Linked DNA regions of Homo sapiens: region 1 is linked to region 2. The links are chromatin loops, found by intact Hi-C in ENCODE. Cell type or tissue: HepG2. All regions are shown on one strand. Each heading gives the region's core, and the rest is flanking DNA. Links, peaks and the distances in the headings are about the cores only.

Region 1 (10,617 bases), core at 1,363-9,362, 97 kb before region 2:
CCATCAGAGAAATGCAAATCAAAACCACAATGAGATACCATCTCACACCAGTTAGAATGGTGATCATTAAAAAGTCAGGAAACAACAGGTGCTGGAGAGGATGTGGAGAAATAGGAACACTTTTGCACTGTTGGTGGGACTGTAAACTAGTTCAACCATTGTGGAAGACAGTGTGGCGATTCCTCAGGGATCTAGAACTAGAAATACCATTTGACCCAGCCATCCCATTACTGGGTATATACCCAAAGGAATATAAATCATGCTGCTATAAAGACACATGCACACGTATGTTTATTGCAGCACTACTCATAATAGCAAAGACTTGGAACCAACCCAAATGTCCAACAATGATGGACTGATTAAGAAAATGTGGCACATATACACCATGAAATACTATGCAGCCATAAAAAGTGATGAGTTCATGTCCTTTGTAGGGACATGGATGAAGCTGGAAACCATCATTCTCAGCAAACTATCGCAAGGACAAAAAACCAAACACTGCATGTTCTAACTCATAGGTGGGAATTGAACAATGAGAACACTTGGACACAGGAAGGGGAACACCACACACTGGGGCCTGTTTTGGGGTGGGGGGAGGGGGGAGGGATAGCATTAGGAGATATACCTAATGTAAATGACGAGTTAACGGGTGCAGCACACCAACATGGCACATGTATACATATATAACAAACCTGCACGTTTTGCACATGTACCCTAGAACTTAAAAGTGTAATAAAAATATATATATATAAAAAGATTTTATTCCTTATACTGTAAGATTTTTCCTGTACATCTTACTATCAGCTTATAAGAAATATATATTTCCAACATGGTATATTTAACAGAACAAAATAGAAAAGATTGTTAAATCAAGTATGAAAGCAAACCAAATTTTAATCAAAGCATAACCTAAATTAGTTTTGGTGTCCAACTTTTAGGTGATATGTCTTCTGGTTGTATGAAGAGCAAATGAGAATATTACAGTGGACATTTGTATAAAAAAACTTTAATTTGCTTCTATTATTTGCAGATTGTTTTAAAGTAATCTTGAAACTATCATGTTGGACTATGGAATCTTTTGGTGTGGTGGTTTCTGGAAATTTTCTCCTTTAATATTAAAAGTTAGAATTTCCTCTTACTTGGTCTGCTACTACTACAAACACATCTTGTGAATATGTTCTTTCTCTTCGACCACCTTAAAAGAAAAATCTCTTGGAACCTTTTCAATTTCAGTTATGCCCCTTTGATGTGTGGTATTTAGAACAGCATAAGATTAATATGCAATAAGGATAGGATTAAGTGTCTTAGTGTTCTCGTCGTGTTACGCTTTATGTTATCTTTTGGAGAAAATGCCATATTGTCCCGTTGATTTAGGGTGTTGTGTGTTGTGATTTCCAGAGCTAGCTCCTGGTCGGCAGTCGGGGGTTGGCACTCACACTGCATACCTGACTTCACCCCAGCCATTGTTGGCTCTTCTAGCTTTGGGTCCCCTCATGCATTCATAGGGCATTCCCAGGTCTCTCTTCCAGACCTTGTGCAAGACAGACACCATCGGGGTGTTCCTGTTCCAAACCTAGGAGGTTTATCTTACATAAGAAAACTTCTCAAACCCATGGTAACTCCGTTTTCTTTAAAAAAAAAAAAAAAAAAGTCATTGGGGTAGAACTTTTTAAAACAGTCATTTGCAAATGCAGTCATGTATCAATCCACTTGTCAGATTTCAAGGGAATGGAGTATAAGCTAGAAATGACAGATCTTCTGATTGGATCATCAGAACTCATTAATAATTTATTAGCATCAGAGTCTGTCACTACTTCTTTAGAAAGGTCTTGATCGTCAGTGACATTAGCAGACCTGAAGCTGTTGTTGGTGCTGGTTGAGAAGGTGGTGAGGCAGGGGAGTGTGGCATGCTCACCCAGCAGCTCAGTCTGCAGGAGCTCCCAACACACGGGTGCCACGTAGACAAGACGGTACATGGAGACCATGAGAGCTGGCTGGCTTACAAAAATATCTACCCATGTAATTTTAAAGGATTACTTTTATTTCATAAGTTTATAAGTTCCACACAAAACCTTGATTCACCTATTAAAATTTACTTTTGTGGTTTAGAAAAATGTTCATTTGGAAAATCGTGAGATGTAGCCATTCATATAATAAACATCTATTGTGAACACCCCACCTGTATTTTGGGCTATTTTTCTTGCAGTGACTGTTGTAGCAGTTAAAAAAAAAATAGATAAAATATAGTCCCAGCCACCTTTCCCCATGCCCTTTCAGGATGGGACCCTGACAGTTTGGGACTGTGCTAACTGCTGTAGTGGAGGTTCTTACAGCCAGTCCCTAATACTTGAGGCAGGGATCAACTGACCCTTTAGGGGACAGTATGGAAAAGCCAGGAGATGTTACGTTGGGAATAAGTTTTAAAGAATGAGGAGACGTGTACAGAGGTATAATGTGTTTCCTTGGAACAGGGCAGGCTGATTGGACCAGCTGGGCCATGGTTCCTGGAGACTGCAGGTCATTCAGACAATACTGGCTTGGGGACCAGGCATTTGCCATTTGGTCGGTGGTCCTTGAAGTGCCAACAGGGAAAGCAACAGCTCGGTCAGCCATACACTTCGGCATGTCAGAAAGAAGTGAAATAAATGCTGGCCTGGTAGAACAGTAAGCGGGATGTCAGCCTTGGATGCATTTCCCAGTTATTGGACACTCAAGGTTTGCGTGCCTGGGGCTGGGCTGAGAGCAGCTTGAGGAGGATGGCGGTGTCTGAGGGCTTGAGTAACGTCTCAGCCCATTTCCACGTGGTGCATTTCCCTACCCTGTTTTCTGGTCTCCCCATTGAAGTTAAGGAACAAAGTCTTGGGACCCTGCGGCTCTGACCCTGCCTTCTTTGGGGGAGCGGAGACCATAGGAAGAGCCAGAAGGCCACCAGAGTTGTCATTTTGGCAAACGCATAATCTGCACTTAATTCTTCCCGTGTGTACTTGAAAAGTGACTGTAATTGATTGTTGGAGGCTGGCCATTACTAGGGACGGAAGATGCAAAGGGCCTTGTCTGCTATGCTGCAGATTCGTTTGACTTTTGAAAAGCTTTTGGAGGCTTTTTCATGACAGACATGTCCTAATGGACAGAAGGATGGTGTAGTGGGATAGGAAGGACAGTGGCTTAGATGACACAACTCAAGTTTGAGTAAACAGGACGGGATTTCACAAACCGAGTCAGTTGGTGATGTGCATGTCCAGCGTGTAAATGTCAGCAGTGAGCCTACACACATCTTTTCCATTTTGTGATAGAAGCAGCAGCAGCTGTGTTTAACTGAGCAGTGAGCATGAGAAGATGAAACATTGAGCCTGTCACTCTTACATCCATAAAAACGCTATCCAGTAATATTTATTTAACTACTAAAGTTTACTACTTCATATTATCCTCAATTTATTTCAGAACAATTTTTCCTAGGGTGTGTACACTTGGAAAAGTCATCTGGAATTTACTACTCACTTTTATCATATCCTGGTTGTTTGGTATTTTGGAGATTGCTGGTAGCTGACTTTGCCCCCAACAGGTTATTTAGAAAGATTTTTTACACGCAAAGCCCAGTGCTCAGTCATTAAGATTTTAGGGCTAAAGCTTCTGTTGAGGGTGTAGCTCTGGAGGTCTCATGATACCTGGAAGTAACTTGTGGAGTTTCCGCCCAAATAAATGGGCCCATCTCAGCCTCCTTCTGCCGCACTCTGGACCCCTGGGTGATCTGGGGGAACAGTCTCTGCAGTTTGGACTGATTGTTTCTTCTGTACAGTGTACCGAATATAAAGAGATGGCCACAGCCTTTAATGCTGCGGATAAATCTGTGGTAATTGGTTAAATAATTGCCCAGTAAGTATTGACAGCTGCTGGGAAAACATTGCCACATTGATTCCACAGTGCCCCGGTGGTGCAGTCAGTGGAAGCAGCTGTAATCTATGGGGTCATCGTTGGCAGGTGCCCGGCACAGGGCTTGTCACTGCTTGTATATTATCTCTAGTCGCAAATGCAGATGTTATTGCCCCCATTTAATAGATGGGGACACAAAGCCTCAGGAGAGGTTAAGGAGACTGTCCACAGCTGTGCATGCTCAACTGTGTGACTCTGGAGAGTCCCCTTAACCTCTCCTGTGGCTTTGTGTCCCCATCTATTAACAGCAGCCCGGGAAGCAGAAGGTCTGTTGCTTACCAGCCCACGTTCCTTCTGCTTCCCGGGCTGCTGTCTCTGACACATGATGGTGGTGACATGGTAACGACCCATTCTCCAAGTGCTTACCTTAAACTGAAATGTGAGGCTCTGGGAGATTAAATGACTTGGCCGGGGCTCCTAGGTGGCAGAGCAGGCTGGGAGCTCCCATTTCCTGACCCAAAAAAGCCTTTCTTTCTTACTGTACCAGGAATTTCGTGAGATTTATTTTTTTCTCCCCTAGAAAAATCTCCTGCAACTAAGTGCAGTTTGGAGAGTTCTTTGGAAACGTAAGGGTGTGTGAAGGAAGACTTTGGGAGGTTTGAGAAGGGGGCACCAGCTGGGAACCTGAATCCCCCGAGGGCCTCTGCTGCTCCTGAAGCACCAGGATCAGCTTAACAGCTCCTGTGGCTTCCAGCTCCACCCATGGAGGCCCAGGATGGTGCTCAGAGTCGCCTTGTGTTGGGGATCCCCAGCTTAACATCAGACCTGCCAAAAGAGAAGTTCTCTGTACAGGCCAGGGGACTTTGTATTTAACAGCCACTTCCTGTGTGCTGAGGCCATCTCTAAGGTCCCTGACGCTTCCCACAGCGCCCCTGTTCAGGGCGAAACATCATAAAATTGTGATTTAACGTTCTTGCATAGTCAATAACATAATTATTTTCTCTTAGTTGTGGTGGTGATCAAGGTTATGCCAAGCATTTTTTCTTTTCTGTCATAGCTGATACACCCTAGCAGTGTGGCTTCCTAGAAAGCTGAAGAAACAAAAACAAAAAAGCCAATTCTGTACCCCTCGACCTTCTTTTCCTTAGATAGAAACTGAATACATAACATTCCATTCATTTTTCAGTGATTCTCTGAATTGTACCTTAGAATTTACAAAGGAATTTTCGTGAATTCTCTTTAATGCCAGGTGATATGGATAGTCCTCCCCTGAATTGTATAGCAGAAAATGAGCCCAGAGAGGTTACTTTCCTTGCCTAGTACGGCCCAGCGTTGGATGGTGACCTGTGTCTCACACCTGAATGTTGGATTCCAGATACTCTGTCCTTGTCCTTAAGAGGCCCTGGGCCGGCCGTGTGGCGGATGTGTATGTAAGAGAACAGCATTAAATAAACAGGCCACACAGAGCTTGAAATGAGCGCATTGCTGCAGTTGAGGTTCTCAAACTAGGAAAAGCAGAGAGAAATTTTTCTTGACTTCCTCCAGAAAAACAAAAAGTCCTCTCATGCTGTGTGTGTGTGTGTGTGTGTGTGTGTGTGTGTGTGTGTGTCACAATGGAGGGGGTGTTGTAGGGCTTTTAGTAAACTGGACCTTGAACAGGTAATTACAAACAAGCCCCAGTAGGAGAATACTTTCTGGGATTACCACTGGGATGTACAGAACTGAAGGGAACACGTGGAACTGCAGAAGTGTCATTCAAGTTGGGCGTGTCTGGTGGAGGGTGTGGGAGGGGAGTGTGTCCCAGTGCCCTTGTGCTCCCCATTCCCGTGCTGCAGGTGCCTCACTGGACACACCAAAAGCATTTTGAGTTTGAGATTTCTGCCTATCAGAATCAATTTTCCGGTTGACTTTTATTATAACTAACGTTGAAATGGTTTCTTTAGAAATGTTCCTGGCTCCAGGATGTCAAAATGGTTATAAAACATGATGAATAAATCAGATCATAAGAGGTCACAGTTTATGGGGAATGAATTCTGGGACCATGTTAACAAAGAGTATATTAACAAGATGCCAGTTTTGGATGGAAACGAATAACCCTTAGTGCTTGTTGGGGCAGAAGGTACCCAGGCCTTCCTGTAAGGTCCGTGGCCATGGAGGCAGGCCTTGTATCTCCCTGGAAAGTAAAATATGCCTTCTCAGCTTCTCAGAGTCACACCTGACCAACAGTCACACTGACAAGTTAATTGGTGAGATTTGAGCTTGATTGCTGCCTGCAAGCAGTAAGGATGATCCTAATTATGAATCTGCTCTGGCTGTTTCGTGATCAAACGCCTTGTTCCGTGACCTTCCCGTGTGAAGGTCTACCCAGGTCACAGTGTGAACAACCCATGGTCCGGAGCAGTCCCTGGCCGGCGTGAACTCCAAGTCAGGAGTCTGCAGTGGTGACGTCCCTCTTGAGTGTCCTCAGGTAGGCTCTCCCTTACAGGGATGTGGCCAGGGACAGGGAGAGGCTCTAGAGTTGACGTTTTTAGTAGTTTTTCTAAATTGTTTATCTTTTTTGCCAACATTCCATTTTGGGTTTTGCTTGTGATTGTTACCTTATTTCACATGTGTGAGTGCCCCCTCCCTTTATTGACCACATAGCAGAATGCCCCGTCCGTAAATGTCACGTTTCCATAGAGTACTGCTTTCCACTTGGGCCCCTGACGGTGCTCACAGGGAATGAGTGGGAAATGCAGCAGATCTGACAGTGAGAGCCCAGTCACTCCTCAGTCAGACTTGTTTTATTTAGTGCCTTCCGGAATATGCCACTTATGATCTTACCCAGAGGTTATGTTGAAGATTTTGTTGTGTTCACAAAGACCAACGTCAGAAGTACTTGGGAAAGGCAGGGATCCCAGGAGCCAGAGACAGGACTGTCTTCCCTGCCTGGAGTCTGGGTCTGGTACAGGCCTTTCTTGTGGGAGAAGCTAAATGTAACCGTATCTTCCAACCTGAGAGCTCATTTAGTAACGTTTTTGTAATACATTGGTCATTTTCCCAGTCGTTAAGTACCACGTCTCGGCGGCGTGTGCTTAGAACAGAGGTCTCTGGAGGAATCACTGGGGCGTGCTCATGTGTGGGTGTTGTGCTTTCATGGCTGGGTTTTAACTTCCGGCCTTGGTTCCTTTGGCAGTGACATGGAGGGAGAGGGTAGATGAAGTTGGGTGTGTGAACTTGGAATTCTAAGGACAGTCCTGCACAGGCAGGACAGTAACACAGACCTGGTTGCCATGCCCCACAGAATTCAGTGGGAAAACATGCTCAGCATTTGTGGGACACCAGTGTCACCCTCTCCACCACTGCAGTAAGATCAGGAGCCCATCTCCCACCTGAGTCTCAATTCCAGGAAAGAGCATCAGGGATTCCCCCAAGCTGCAGGCAAGTGATGCTGCCCACATTTGTTGGCTGAGTGGGGCCAGGTATGGAGGGAGATGAGTGGGCACTCGAGGTGCTTGGGGACGGAGTGGAGGTAGACATGGCCTGGCTCCTGCCTCCTCCTCTCCCTCCAGGCTTTGGAGCTCTGTGAGTCCATGCCTACCAGCTGTAATGTAATGGGGATCATCTGGGATGCTTGGGGGTGACTTAGGATGCTCAGGGTCCACTCCCCACTAATCTCGAGTGGGCAGACAGGACCTGGGCATCTGTGCTGTTAACGCTGATCTTCCCTAAAGGGGCCTTCTACTCTAAGGGCTTTCATTTGCGAGTTTTCATGTATTCACACCTGAGATAATTCATCATAAATTCAAAAATCCCATTCCGTTACTAGTGTTTAGTTCTGATCTTTGATCCTTACAGCGAGCTGACCCTCAGTGGAGACTTGTCTTATGCTCAGAAATTTAACAAAATATAATGGAGAAGTAGGAAGCAGCACTGGGCACTGCAGCGCTTTGGAACATAGCAGATATGGGAACGCTAATAATTTCTTCCCACACCTGGTGTTTTCCACTTTGGAGATTCTGGCTTGGGGGATGGTGGGTTCCTGAAAAAGGGTCAGCAGAGAAATCACATAGCAATGTCCATGTTATCACATAGCAGAGAATGATAATTTCTCTTGTTTTATTAGAGATTTTTTACGGAGCCCTTATTTTTGCCCAGCAGGGCTATTATCTGGGTCACCAGCAAGGCACAGAGGGATGGGAAATGTTTGTAACTTTACAGAAGGCAGTAAATATACACTCTGCTCTGTCAGTTACAGTATAACCCAAAAACCTTTGTAAGGAGTTTTGTTACATAACCAGACCCTCTAGTCCTCAGGACTGGAGTTCCTTATGCAGTCATAGTGTCCTGGTGATCCGTCAGGTTTGGAGTTCCTGGCTCCATTAGATCTTGATGGAGATTCTGATTAACCAAAGTGATTGCATTACATCCTTTATAACTCTAGAGCAGATTGCTAGGATGGTCTACATCCCTTAGAAGGCTGATACTGTGTATTAGTCTGTTTTCCTACTGCAATAAAGAACTATGCGAGACTGGGTTATTTATACAGGAAAGAGATTTAATTTACTCACAGTTCAGCATAACTGGGAGGCCTCAGGAAACTTAATCATGGCAGAAGATGAAGGGGAAGCAAGGCACCTTCTTCACAGGGTGGCAAGAAGAAGTTCTGAGCAAAGCGGGAAGAGCGGCTTATAAAACCATCAGATCTCCTGAGAACTCAGTATCACCAAGACAGCATGGGGGAAACCGCCCCCATGACTCAATTACCTCCACTGGTCTGTCCATTAACACATGGGGATTATAGGGATTACAATTCAATTCAAGATAAGATTTGGGTGGGGACACAAAGCCTAACCCCACCACCCTTCGAGGACCAATTCTCTCTGCTCAGGTAGTTTGCTTGTAGTGTGGATGATATGTTAGTTGGGAGGCCTGTGATTGTGACTATCTCAGGAATGGAAAACTTAAAGAGACTTATATATAGATTACCTGATTGGTTATGTTTTTTAATGCAAAAATGTAACTAATAAAGCAAGAATTTCTTATTCCCAAATTAGAGCCAAATTCCCAATGGATTGCATGGTAAAGGGCTCTGGATTTGGGTTCTAGGCCCCCTGGATTTGGGTCATTACTGAGTTATCCTCACAGTATCCTTCTCTCTCAATTCCAAGTTCTGGCCAAGTAAGTATCCTTTCCTCTGAGCAGCTTCCCTAGCTCCTCTGCCTTATCCTGGCACATTTTAGAGACATTTTATATATGTGTATATATATATATGTATGTGTGTGTATATATATGTTGAAAATAAAAGGATGGAAAAAGATAGACCATGCAAATACTAATCAAAAGAAAGCAGAAATTGTTATATTAATATCAGATAAAGAACTTTTAAAAGTAGAGAGTTACCAGGGACATAAAAGAGTGTTCATCAAGAAGACATAGCATTCTTTTTTATTTTTTATTTTTTATTTTTTTTTGAGATGGAGTCTTGCTCTGTTGCCCAGGCTGGAGTGCAGTGGCACGATCTCGGCTCACTGCAAGCTCTGCCTCCCACGTTCACACCATTCTCCTGCCTCAGCCTCCTGAGTAGCTGGGACTACAGGTGCCTACCACCACGCCCGGCTAATTTTTGGTATTTTTAGTAGAGACGGGGTTTCACCATGTTAGCCAGGATGGTCTCGATCTCCTGACCTCGTGATCTACCCGCCTTGGCCTCCCAAAGTGCTGGGTTTACAGGCGTGAGCCACCGCGCCTGGCTGACATAGCATTCTTAAGTATGCATGCACCAAACAACAGAGCTGTGAAATAAGAAGTAAAAACTGCTAGAACTACAAGGAGAAACAGACATACCCATGATTATACTTGAAGATCTCCATACTCTTCTCAACAGTTGATAGAACAACCACACAGAAAGTACACAGAAAGTCAGCAGGGCTATAGGAACACTCACCACCATCAATTAATATTATCTAATTGACATTTATAACACTCCACCCAAAAGTAGCAGGATACACATTCTTTTTAGGCACCCACAGAGCATTTGCCATGTTAGGGCATGTCCTGGGCCAAAAAACAAACAGTAACAAATTTCAAAGCATTGAAATCATACAGAGTGTCTTCTATCTTTTAATAGAATTTCTTCTTTTTGCTTTAAAATGAGTCTCAAATGGTCACACATATTGTATGATTCCATTTATATAACATTCTCAAAATGACAAAATTACAGAGATAGAGAGCAGGTTAGTGTTTACAAGGGGTTGGTGATGGTTGTCAGAAAGGGAGGTGGGTGTGACTGTACAAGGGATAATGTCAGAGAGATTTCTGTGATGATGAAATAGTCTTGATTGGCATGGTGGTTATAGGAGTTTACACACATGATGAAATGACAGAACCATATATACTCATTATACTAATGTCAGTTTCCTGGTTTCGATATTTTACTGCAGTTATGTAGAATGTAGCCATTAGGAGGAACAAGGTGAAGAGCACAAGGGACCACTCTGCACACCCTTTGGAATTTCCTGTGAACCTATACTTATCTCAAAATTAAAAGTTTAAACTTTTTTAAAAAGAAAAAAATGTTGAAAGATCAACTCATTTCCTCTTTTTATAGTAGTTTGTAGTTTGGGATCTAAGAAGTGTGCAAGCTTACATAGCAGTAGATGAATAAGTCATAAAAGGAAGATGGAAATAGGAGAGGGGCCAGGGAGAATTGGGCACCGTTCAAGATTGCTGAAAATGTTTTTGCTATCAACGAATTTCCCTGTTCCC
Region 2 (10,617 bases), core at 1,681-9,680:
TTTCCTGATGAGCTCTGCTCAAACTGCAGATTCATGAGCAATAGAAATGACTGCCATTAATTTCAGCCATTGTTTTGGATGGTCTGTTATGCAGCAGTGGATAACCAGAGCACCAGGTACACACCGCCTCCCTGCTCATTTCCCTGGTTATAAGAACCTTCATGGAGGTAGGTAACCCAGCTCTGTCCACCTCAACGGCCTTATCTCGCCAACCCTCCAGTCATAAGGTTTTATTTTCAGACACCTGATCTTGCCACACTCTCCCTTCTGCCTGGAAAGTTGATCTTTCTGTCTCCAATTACCACTCTTTTCTACCTAACTCCCATTTGTCTTCAAGACTCAGTTCAGGAATCTCCCACCTGAGAGACTGGATCCACTCCTCATTTTGAGCTGCATACTCCTCCCATGTGTGATCCCCCATAGATCTGTGCACATTTTCATTGTAGCATTTACCACACCATGCTGTAATGTATGTGTTCCTCCCATAGATGATGAGCTTCTTGTGTGAAGGACATGTCCTATTTGTGTATGTAACCCCAGAGAGGAGCACAGCACCTGTCATAATGTACATGGTCAGTAAATATTTAATGAATAACTACTTCCAGACATAGGGTCTGATGCCATGAAGCCCTACTGTAGCTGGAAGAAGACGTGATACTGTCTGCCTGAGATAGGTCCCAAGCAGGTTTCTGCGGCCCATCTTCTTTGGTGGTTTATATCTGCTTTTACTCAGTCAAGTTCTTTCCTGCCTGTCATCAGAGCTACATTTCTTGCTTTCTAGCTCCTGCATTCAAGATGAGTCCAGGCCATATTGTCAGCACAGTCTTGATTTTAGAACCCCAGCCCCAGCAGTGTCTACTACTTAGTCTAGTTTATCCACAGGTGCCCAAGGCACTGTGTGTGGAACACAGGGTGGTGGCTTGTGGGTGCTTCTGACTCCAGACTGACAAGTTACCTAGATTCTACCTGTCACTTGAGGTAGGCTGTGGTAAACAAAAGTAGCATTCAACAAGCAGGTGACCAAACGACCAATGATTATCAAAACCTAAAGAAAACAGTCTAAAAATAGAAGAACTGACAACTGAGGAAACAGAGCTAATTCAAGAAACACTCACTTGAAAATGAATGCAACTAGTATTTTCAGATTTGAGAGAATGCTGATTCACAAAATGGAAGAAGCATAGCAGATGGAGTGGCTGCTGGCATCTGGAAATGTTCTTGACCTTAACAATGCAGAAGAGAAACTACAGATGAAAAGTTAGTCAGTGAAAAGGGGAAGACTGCTGAAGAAAAGCCCAAGAGAGCCTTTCCGTAGTTGATAAACAGTGGCTAAAAGTCTAAGTAAGTTGCCTAGAGTTAGCAAGGTAACCTATAGAGAAAGAAAAGAGTGATGTGAGAAACTGAAAGGGTGGGAAAGGGGAGGTGAAATGTGGTGTAAATAAATGAAATCCTCACCCATCTTAGCAGAAATCTCATGTCCAAAACAGATAGATCTAGAAATAGGCCAGTTAATTAAAGACATAGAAGCACCTATAAACTAAGGTTGGGAGATAAGGAAGATGAGAGTGTTTTTCCCCTTCAAATGTATTTGAATCTTCTGAGTCTTCTCACAATAAAAATGGCTTACCTGTGTAATAAGAACAAATAAATGTATAATGAAATACAAGTACATTTGCATTATGCATACATGTTGCTACTATAAACCAAAAAGTACCTGAGACAGGTCTCAAACAATTTAAAAGTTTATTTTGCCGAGGATAAGGACATGCCCAGGAAAAAGGAACACAAAGCCACAGGAACAGTCTGTGGTCCATGTCTTTTTCCAAAGATGATTTTGGGGGCTTCAATATTTAAAGGGGGAAAGTGGGCTGGAGGGGAGAGAGGGAGGGTATGGTCACGTTATTGAATCCATGGGTTGCAAGAGAAAAGGGGCCAGGTAAGGTGGCTCATGCCTGTAATCCCAGCACTTTAAGAAGCCTAGGCGGGTGGATTGCTTGAGGTCAGGAGTTCAAGACCAGCCTGGCCAACATGGTGAAACCCTGTCTCTACTGAAAATACAAAAATTGGCCAGGCATGGTGGTGGGTGCCTGTTATCCCAGCTACTCTGGAGGCTGAGGCAAGAGAATCACTTGACCCTGGGAGGTGGAGTTTGCAATGAGCCGAGATTGTGCCATTGCACTCCAGCCTGAGTGACAGAGCGAGACTCCGTCTCAAAAAAAGAAAAGGAAAAAAGAGAAAAGGAGCAGGTAGGGGAATAGTCAATTAGATATTCCTCTCATGCTCAGTAAATTGGCACTTTATGTAAGGATAAGATGAACATAGAGTAGCTACCTGGGAAGCTACTTTTTATCTGTAGCTATCTGCTTAGGAACAAAAGGAAAGGTCTTGCATTACTCCACTTTCAGCTTAGTTTTTTCCTTTTGGCATCGTTAATTGGGATCCCAAGATTTTATTTTCCTTCGACACTGCCCATGTAAATTCAAGTATGCAGGCAGAGAGAGCTGGGGAAGGAAGGAGAATGAGAGAAATGACATTGAAATCCTGTAGTGGAGGTGACTCCACTGCTCCTCTGCTGCGGGCATGGAATTTGCCTCCAGGTGAGTGTGAGGGAGGAAATGGAAGCCCACTCTTCTCTTACTGGGTCTCAGATGTTTGCCACACCGGGTGGGATCTTGATGCTTAGAGATAAGAGTTTTAGTAAAACATGGTGTCCTAAACACAGCCTTTAGGGCGCTAATAGCACTCATGGTCCTCAATATCCAGATGTTGAGTGAGTGGAGACCTCAGTGATCTGACATTGGCTTCTCACAGCAGAAGCACTTTAGATTTGTGCCTAGGTAGTATTTTAAATTCCTCTACCTAGATTAACTGTGAGTGACTGTGTTTACCAGTGCTCTCTGCAGCTGGCTTCATTAGGGGCAAGCAGAGAATGATTGATTCTCCCACGGCTCCTTTAAACTCTTTCCTTCTTTCCTGCCTGTGCATGAAATCTTGAGCAAGTCTCCCAATGTTTTTGGCCCCTTCAAGCACAAAACCAGTCTTGTTTCAATAATTGAAAATTCCCATACAACAGGATTCCAAAATCTTGTCCAGCTGAAAGTGACCCCATCTTAGGCCTGTGCTGGCTGGAAACCTGCGACAGCATGGCAGCTCCTTCCCTGCTCCTCACCTGCCTCCCCACCTCCCTCTCACTGCAATGGGCTGGAAAGGGGCAGAAAGGCGCAGTGTGTGGAGGAAATGCCTTTCCTGACTGGTTCTTTTGTAATGAGGATGTGGATAGATGTGCAATTGCTGGCTGTTCCTCCCACAAAGCACATTGGCCAATGCTTGGAATCCCCCTGCTGCGACATGTGGATCACGTCTGTCCTCTGTGTGGCTCTGTCTGACTCTTCCCATGGCCTGTGAGCTTCTGCTGGAGGCTTCCTCTGTCCCAGACAGTCCTCCTTGGTGGGATCCCCCTTATGATGACCCCAGGCCAGGTCCTCTCTGCAGGGTCCCTGACTGCTCTCCAGAACGCATCACCCTCCATGCAAGTGCACGTGCACTGTTCTCAACCCAGCTGGGAACCCACTATTTCCAACCTAGCCTGTTTTCTTCATTCTGCTCCTACCGAAGAGCTGCTGTAGCCCTTAGGCTTAGTAGGTGGGAAACAAAAGTTTCTCTTCATCCCAAACTCTAGGCAACAGGATATCCAGCTCTCATGAAGTCCAAATCACTTGTCTTGAGGGAAGGGGAAGTACTTCCTCTCTGTGGGGTATGGGCAACCCACACATACTCCCCACCGCCAATCTCTTCCACCAGAACCTGCTCTGAGGCCTTGCTGGGTGACACTGGCAGGACTGGCTCCATAGTCTCCATGCACTCTGCTTTAGGGCACAGCACCCATCGTTCTGCCTTGAGAGATGAGCCCACCACGTTGTCCTCAGCCCTGGGGGCTCCTGCCAAAAGTGAAAGATACAGAGTCCCAGTTTACATCCTGTTACACCCTGAGAGTTTCCCCCGGAGTTTAGTCCTCAAATAAATCCACTAGTAGTGGAGCCTCCTTATTTAAGATACTTAGGTTCAGACTTGTCTGTGAAAGTGTAATTGGAGGTGAGGCAGAAATGGGTTTGTATGAGGGCTCCTGACAGAACGAGAAGGAAGGAGTGGGGGTGGGGGAGGAGAAAAGGAAAAGGAGAGCATCATATCTGCCTGAGAACGGTCCCCACCCTCACACCATGGGTTCCCATCTGAGCTCACTGGGGGACGCACATGCTGAAGAAAATGGCATCCCTATACACACAACGGGGCCGGAGTAGTGGGCACAGGCAAGAAAGGCCTCCCTGGAAGAATGCAAGGGATCCACACAGATGCACCCAATGTCTCTGGAAATGACTGGGCAAGACTTTGAGTGAAACTGGAGACCTGGCATTAATGAATGGGATAAAGCTAGAAAAACCAGAGTTATCCTTGATAATGTCACAACATGGAGTCCACAGGCTGGACAAACCTGGGACCATGGAAGCTATACTTTTAAGATCTTAATACAACGTTCAGTTAAAAAACCCTTCTGCTACCTATTTCCTTTAGAATACAAGATGCTAAGACCTGGAAAGCACCCCTTGCAACATCCATGTTTGACACTTTGGACAAAAGGGTTGGCTGTGCAATTCTTAGGACCCTCATCTCTGTCTGGACATTAGTGCCTCGCTATGGCCTGTGCCAAAACATGCGGTAGCGATAGCACACCCGTAGTAGATTAACATAAGTCATAGCCGTTCAGAAATTTCACCTCCTGCAAAAATGCGTTTAAGCTTTTCTTCAGGGAAGGCTGAGCTGTTGGCCCCAGAAGACTCTCAGCTGACCTAAACAACCCTTCTTTTTTATTTTCAAACAGTCTTAAATAGGTTTCTGCATGTGATGACAACAGACAAAAAGATAAATACAGTACATTGAAATTATTCATCTGGTTAAATATTATTGCAATATCTTGAGACTTTGCTAACTTCTCCTGGAGTTCAGATTCTCAGAGTCCTTTGTGTGAACCTCCACTTAAAATGCACAGCAATTGTGCACCTATTTGATAAACTTCCTCCTGTCACTTTCCGACACACACTGGCCATCAGTGCAAGCCAGTGGCTGAGACCGGCTCTTCTTATGCTGTGCTGTCAGCCACAGCCACTCTGACCATAACCCTGGGCCTCCTTTCTGCAGAATAGATTTGCACAAAGACCTCTCTCATAGCTGTTTCTCTCTGTCCCTAGAGGTCCCTGGGCTACGTCCTTGGGTTGGAACCCAAGCCAAAGCTAAGTGCAATGACACAATTGAGCTATTGTGTGAGCTGTAAGTAGAGGGAGGATGGCAGGGGCCCAGGGCTGACTCACCAGGCACACCTGCCTGGTCTGGCCTTCAGGGATCCCAGAGGGTAGAGACTGGGCCTCCTCATTCCAGGCCTTCCACCCCCAAGGGGTTGGGGACATCTCTTCTGCCTCCTCCTACTGTCCCCTGCTGCATTTCTCCTGGCCTTGTCTTCTCTCTACCTATGCAAAGGCCCAGAGGCCAGGCCCTAGACACAGTAGCCCCAAGCCACACCAGTTCTTCAGCAGCTGTGAGTGGAGCAGGAGCCCACACCCTACCTGGAGTCTGAGGTTGGGGATAAACTGGCTGCTGGCCAGACACTGTGTAACAGGGATGAGCTCCTTTCAGCCATTCATGAAACCTTCAGCCACAGCATTTCTAGCCAGATTAAGAGGCTGGGCAGCTGGGCAGCAGCCTGGGGGTATTAAGTGGAGCCCAAGAATGCTGCTCACAGAACTAGGTCCCCTGAAGTGATCCCTGGAGGAACCAGAAGTTTGAAAGGGTTGAGACCAGGAGCAAATGCAATAACACAGATGATGTCCAAGAGGGGAAATTATGCAGAGGAGGGATGGGTGCTGGCTGGGGACCTGAGATGGAGTAAGGTACCAGGCCCTACCACCAGGAGGCAGGCTTTTGGGGGAAAGTTCCAGAAGCAACTTGCAAGAAGATGGGAACCAGGCCAGAAAGTACATTCTTGGGGATCTCAGAGCAGATTTGAACTTAGTTTGCAGGCATGGCTGGTGCAGCTCTCTGCAGACTCAAACTATACAACATGAGTCACACATAGCTACTGAGCATTTGAAATGTGACATGTTCAAATAAAGATATGCTTAAGTGTAAAACCTATACCAAATTGTTAATAAAATTAAAAATGTAAAATATCTCATTAACAAGTTTTTATATTGATTACATGTTGAAATGATATTATATTGGATATATTGGATGAAAACATTTTTATTAAAATTAATTTCAACCTCTTCCATTTCACTTTTTCCAGTGGGTCTATCAGAAAATTTAGAGTGACATAATTGAGTCAGATTATAATTCTATGGGATAGTGCTGGTCTGGGCTGTTCACTTGCCTGAATTCCCAGGTTCCCCCAGCAGGGTACCTCCATATCTTTGTAACGCTGTGCAATACTCTTCTTAGAATATAGTGTATCTGCAAAAAGAACTAGGTGCTATCAGACAAGAACAGCTAGAAAACAAAAAAGATCTGTTGGATATTAAAAACAAGATGAGTCTATTAATAGATTTATTAGAATAATTGGGCATAATTTTAAGGTCATCTTCTATAATGGAGAGAAAAGATAACAAAATGATAGGAGATGCACTAAAAATCAAACCATTAGGAATTCCCATCCCCCAAAACAGGGAAGAAAATGGTGGAAAGAAAATTATCAAAAGTCCTGGGAGATAGAGGAAGGGCACACAAGGGAAGGGCCAAAAGTGAAATCCTCGTCTGTTATCATGGAAAGTCAATTAAAACCTGAGAAAGGTCAGTCTAATTGTATCCTTAGGGCATTTGGTCTGGAAGTGACTACAAGTGCTGAAAGTGGTGGTCTCTAAAGAAAGGGAAAGTGTTGGCATTACGAATTGGCGAGAAAGAGGCAGACTACTTAGCCTAGAGTGGGTGATCCCTAACCCTGTTTTTTCTTTGTTTTTGGTTCTTGTTTTGTTTTGTTTTTTGAGACAGGGTCTTGCTCTGTCACCCAAGCTGGGGTGCAGTGGTGTGATCATGGCTCACTGCAGCCTCTACCTCCTGGACTCAAGTGATCCTCCCACCTCAGCCTCCCAAGTAGCTGGGACTACAGGCAGTTTGCCACCACTCATGGCTAATTTTTGTAGTTTTTGTAGAGACAGGGTCTCACTCTATTGCCCAGGCTGGTCTCAAACTCCTGGGTGCAAGCAATCCACCTGCTTTGGCCTCCCAAAGTGCTGGTATGTGCCTGAGCCACAGCATCTGGCTTTCTTTCTTTTAAAGACAGTTTTGGATTGTGAAATATACCTACAAAGTAGTAAAAAATTAAATGCACAGTTTGACATATAACTCAAACACCCACATAATGGCCACCCAGGTCAACAAATAGAGCATTATTAAGTTTCCAGAGCCCCTTGCCCATAAATTTCTTCCCCACCCAAGAACCATCCTTCCCTCCAGATGTAACCACTATTCTGACTTTAAAATAATCATACTCTAAACAGACAACCTACAAAATGGGAGAAAATATTCACAAACTATGCATCCAAGAAAGGTCTAATATCCAGAATCTATAAGGAACTTAAACAATTTGACAAGCAAAAAACAAATTTAAAAAGTGGGCAACAGACATGAACAGACACTTCTCAAAAGAAAATGTACAAGCAGCCAACAAACATGAAAAAAGTCTCAACATCACTAATCATCAGAGAAATGCAAATCAAAACCACCATTACTGGTGTATAACCCAAAGGAAAACAAATTGTTCTACCAGAAAGACATATACATGCGTATGTTCATTGCAGCACTATTCACAATAACGAGGACATGGAATCAATCTAGGTGCCCATCAATGGTGGATTGCATAAAGAAAATGTGTTACATATACATCATGTATGACATGGTCTGTGTCCCCAACCAAATCTTATCTTGAATTGTAATCTGAATTGTGTGTTGAAGGAGGGACCTCATGGGAGGTGATTAGATCTTGGCAGTGGGGGTTCCTGCATGCTTTTCTCATGATAGTGAGTGAGTTCTCACAAGATATGATAGTTTTTTAAGGACTTTTCCCCCTTTTGCTCTGCACTTCTCCTTCCTGCCGCTCTGTGAGGAAGGACATATTTTCTTCCCCTTCCACCACGATTGTAAGTTTCCTGAGGCCTCCCCAGCCATGTGGAATAGTGAGTCAATTAAACATCTTTCCTTTGTAAATTACCCAGTCTTGGCCTGTTCTTTATAGCAGCATGAGAATGGATTAGTACAATGGAATACTATGCAACCATAAAAAAGAGTGAAGGCATGTCATTTGCAGCAACAAAGATGTAGCTAGAGGCCATTATTCTAAGCAAATTAATTTAGGAACAGCAAACCAAATACTGTATGTTCTCAGTTATAAAGTGGGAGCTAAACTTTGGGTACACATGGACATAAAGATGGGAACAATAGATACTGAGAACTACTAGAGGCAAGAGAGAAAAAAGGACGCAAGGGCTGAAAAACTACCAATGGGGTACTGCGCTCACTACATGGGTGTCAGCATCATTTGTACTCAAAACCGCAGTGTCACACAATAACCCCATGTAAAAAACCTGCACATGTATTCCCTGAATCGAAAATAAAAGTCGAAATTATTTTTAAAAATAAAATACTGCTCTTGACTCTAATAGATTTATCACCTGTGTATGCAGTGTAGTTCAGCTGAGTCTATTTTTAAATAATATATAAATGGAACCATACTGTGTTATTTTGCATATGTTTCTTTCCCTCCACATTCTATTAATAAAAACCCTCTGGGTTTGTGCCTGTCTGTGTGTATGTGTGTGTGTGTATGTGTCTCTCTGTGTGTGTCTACATCATTTTTGTAACTGAATAGTAAATCTATTGTGTTAACATATAAAAATGCATTTATTCTCTCTACTTTTGATGACTCTCTCCTGATTACTGGAAATGAATAGTGTATCTAAAGCTTAGTGTGCTTCCCCAAAAAGTTGCCTGGCAAAAAAAAAAAAAAAAAAAAGAAAGAAAGGAAAGAAAAAAAAAAGAAAGAAAACTGAAGACAGAACAAAACTTTGAAAAGTAGGGAACATTTTGCCAATTTTATTTCAGGGAATTCACTTTAGTTCAGACAGTAAAAGTGACCTCGTAAGTGAATTTTTTTCCCATACCCCAAGCTTGTATAGACTGGTGGTTCTGGCTTAGCAGGCATCAGAAGCCCCTCAAAAGAGTATTAAATAAAGAATGCTGGAGGCCACCCCCACAGTTTCTGACTCAGGAGGTCTGGGTGGAGACCTAAAAATTTCATTTCTAATAGAAATCAAACTTTGCAAACTACTGCTGTAGACAATTCCTGTGCAGAAACTGAGAGGCATCCTAAAGAGGAAACATCAAATAAGAAACAACAGCATGCTCATTTTTGTGTCAGAAAAGTATTTTAAAGACTCCTAACCTGAAAGCTCATTGGCATCAGAATAGTGTTCTTGTCTGTATGAAAATGAACTTTCAGGCTGGGCGTGGTGACTCATGCCTGTAATCCCAGCACTTTGGAAGGCCGAAGCAGGTGGATCACCTGAGGTCAGAAGTTCGAGACCAGACTGGCCAATATGGTGAAACCCTGTCTCTACTAAAAACACAAAAATTAGCCAGGCATGGTGGCTGGGGCCTGTAATCCCAGCTACTTGGGAGGCTGAAGCAGGAGAATTGCTTGAACCTGGGAGGCAGAGGTTGCAGTGAGCTGAGATCGCACCATTGTACTCCAGCCTGGGTGAAAAGAGTGAAACTCCATCTAAAAAAAAAAAAAAAAAAAAAAAAAAAAGAACTTTCAGTAGAGCTAAATCAGATTTGACTGAGGCAACTAGATGGCCTATTGCACTCAGTTTCTCAATCTATGACCATATTGTCTCAAAAGATAATACATGGTAATAAAAAAATTAGTTCATTCACTCTTGAGATTTCAGTGTTATTTCCCTAACTCAGTGTATTATAGGAAAAGTCATTAATGAGGATCCTTATTTTAAAATTTGATTTGAGAGATTTTAGCAAGATGTATTTGCAATCTCCTTACTAAGCTCATTAATTCTAATAGCTTTTCTGCAGACTCCATCAGATTTTCTCCATAGAGAATCATGAGGTCTGGGAATAAAGAGGAGATGGTGCTACCAGAACCTGGGAGCTGGGCTCACCCGGCAGAAACTAAAGTCCATGCGGACTCCAGGAGATGGAAACAAAAGGAACAGCTGCCGCTGCTGCTGGAGATGCTGCCCAAGGCTCTCCTCAGCCTCCCACTAGACCCTCCCAGTGGCCAGGAGCCGCTGCCTGGGGCGTGGGAAACAGCCTGCAGAGCCTGCCACAGGACGGGAGCCCACAAAGGGCAAAGTGGAGAAGGGAAGCAAAGAGGCCAAGAACCAGCATGGATATTAAGACATCAGGGCTGTAAGGGAGCAATTGCAAAGACTGGGAAGGGCCACTGGTGGAGTGGAAGGGAGGCCAGCTGAAGGCAGATGAAGGAAACCTTTCAGGGATGCAGGGCGAGCCACAGTGAGGCTGAGCAGTGACCACTGAATTCAGCAACACGCAGGTTGGTGG

Evidence for each region. Peaks named below come from ENCODE experiments on the same cell type or tissue, not always from the same donor. Only the 100,000 strongest peaks of a DNase experiment are listed, where the experiment ranks them.
Region 1: a loop joins it to region 2, with 2.8 times the contacts of the local background. A loop is called at or near these places in 2 of 110 quality-filtered maps.

The regions. Positions count from the first base shown.
Region 1 is chr2:105,817,695-105,828,311 of GRCh38, forward strand. The region is part of intron 2 of NCK2 (NCK adaptor protein 2); the gene reads left to right. Among named protein-coding and RNA genes, the nearest start is that of NCK2, 78 kb to the left of the region's middle. RefSeq lists an enhancer at 4,596-4,645. In HepG2, for the core only: no CTCF peak of the experiment used is centred there; a DNase peak (open chromatin) is centred at 5,557.
Region 2 is chr2:105,914,114-105,924,730 of GRCh38, forward strand. No RefSeq gene overlaps it. Among named protein-coding and RNA genes, the nearest start is that of ECRG4, 150 kb to the right of the region's middle. RefSeq lists an enhancer at 962-1,211. In HepG2, for the core only: a CTCF peak has its summit at 5,953 (motif pointing right); DNase peaks (open chromatin) are centred at 5,268 and 5,938.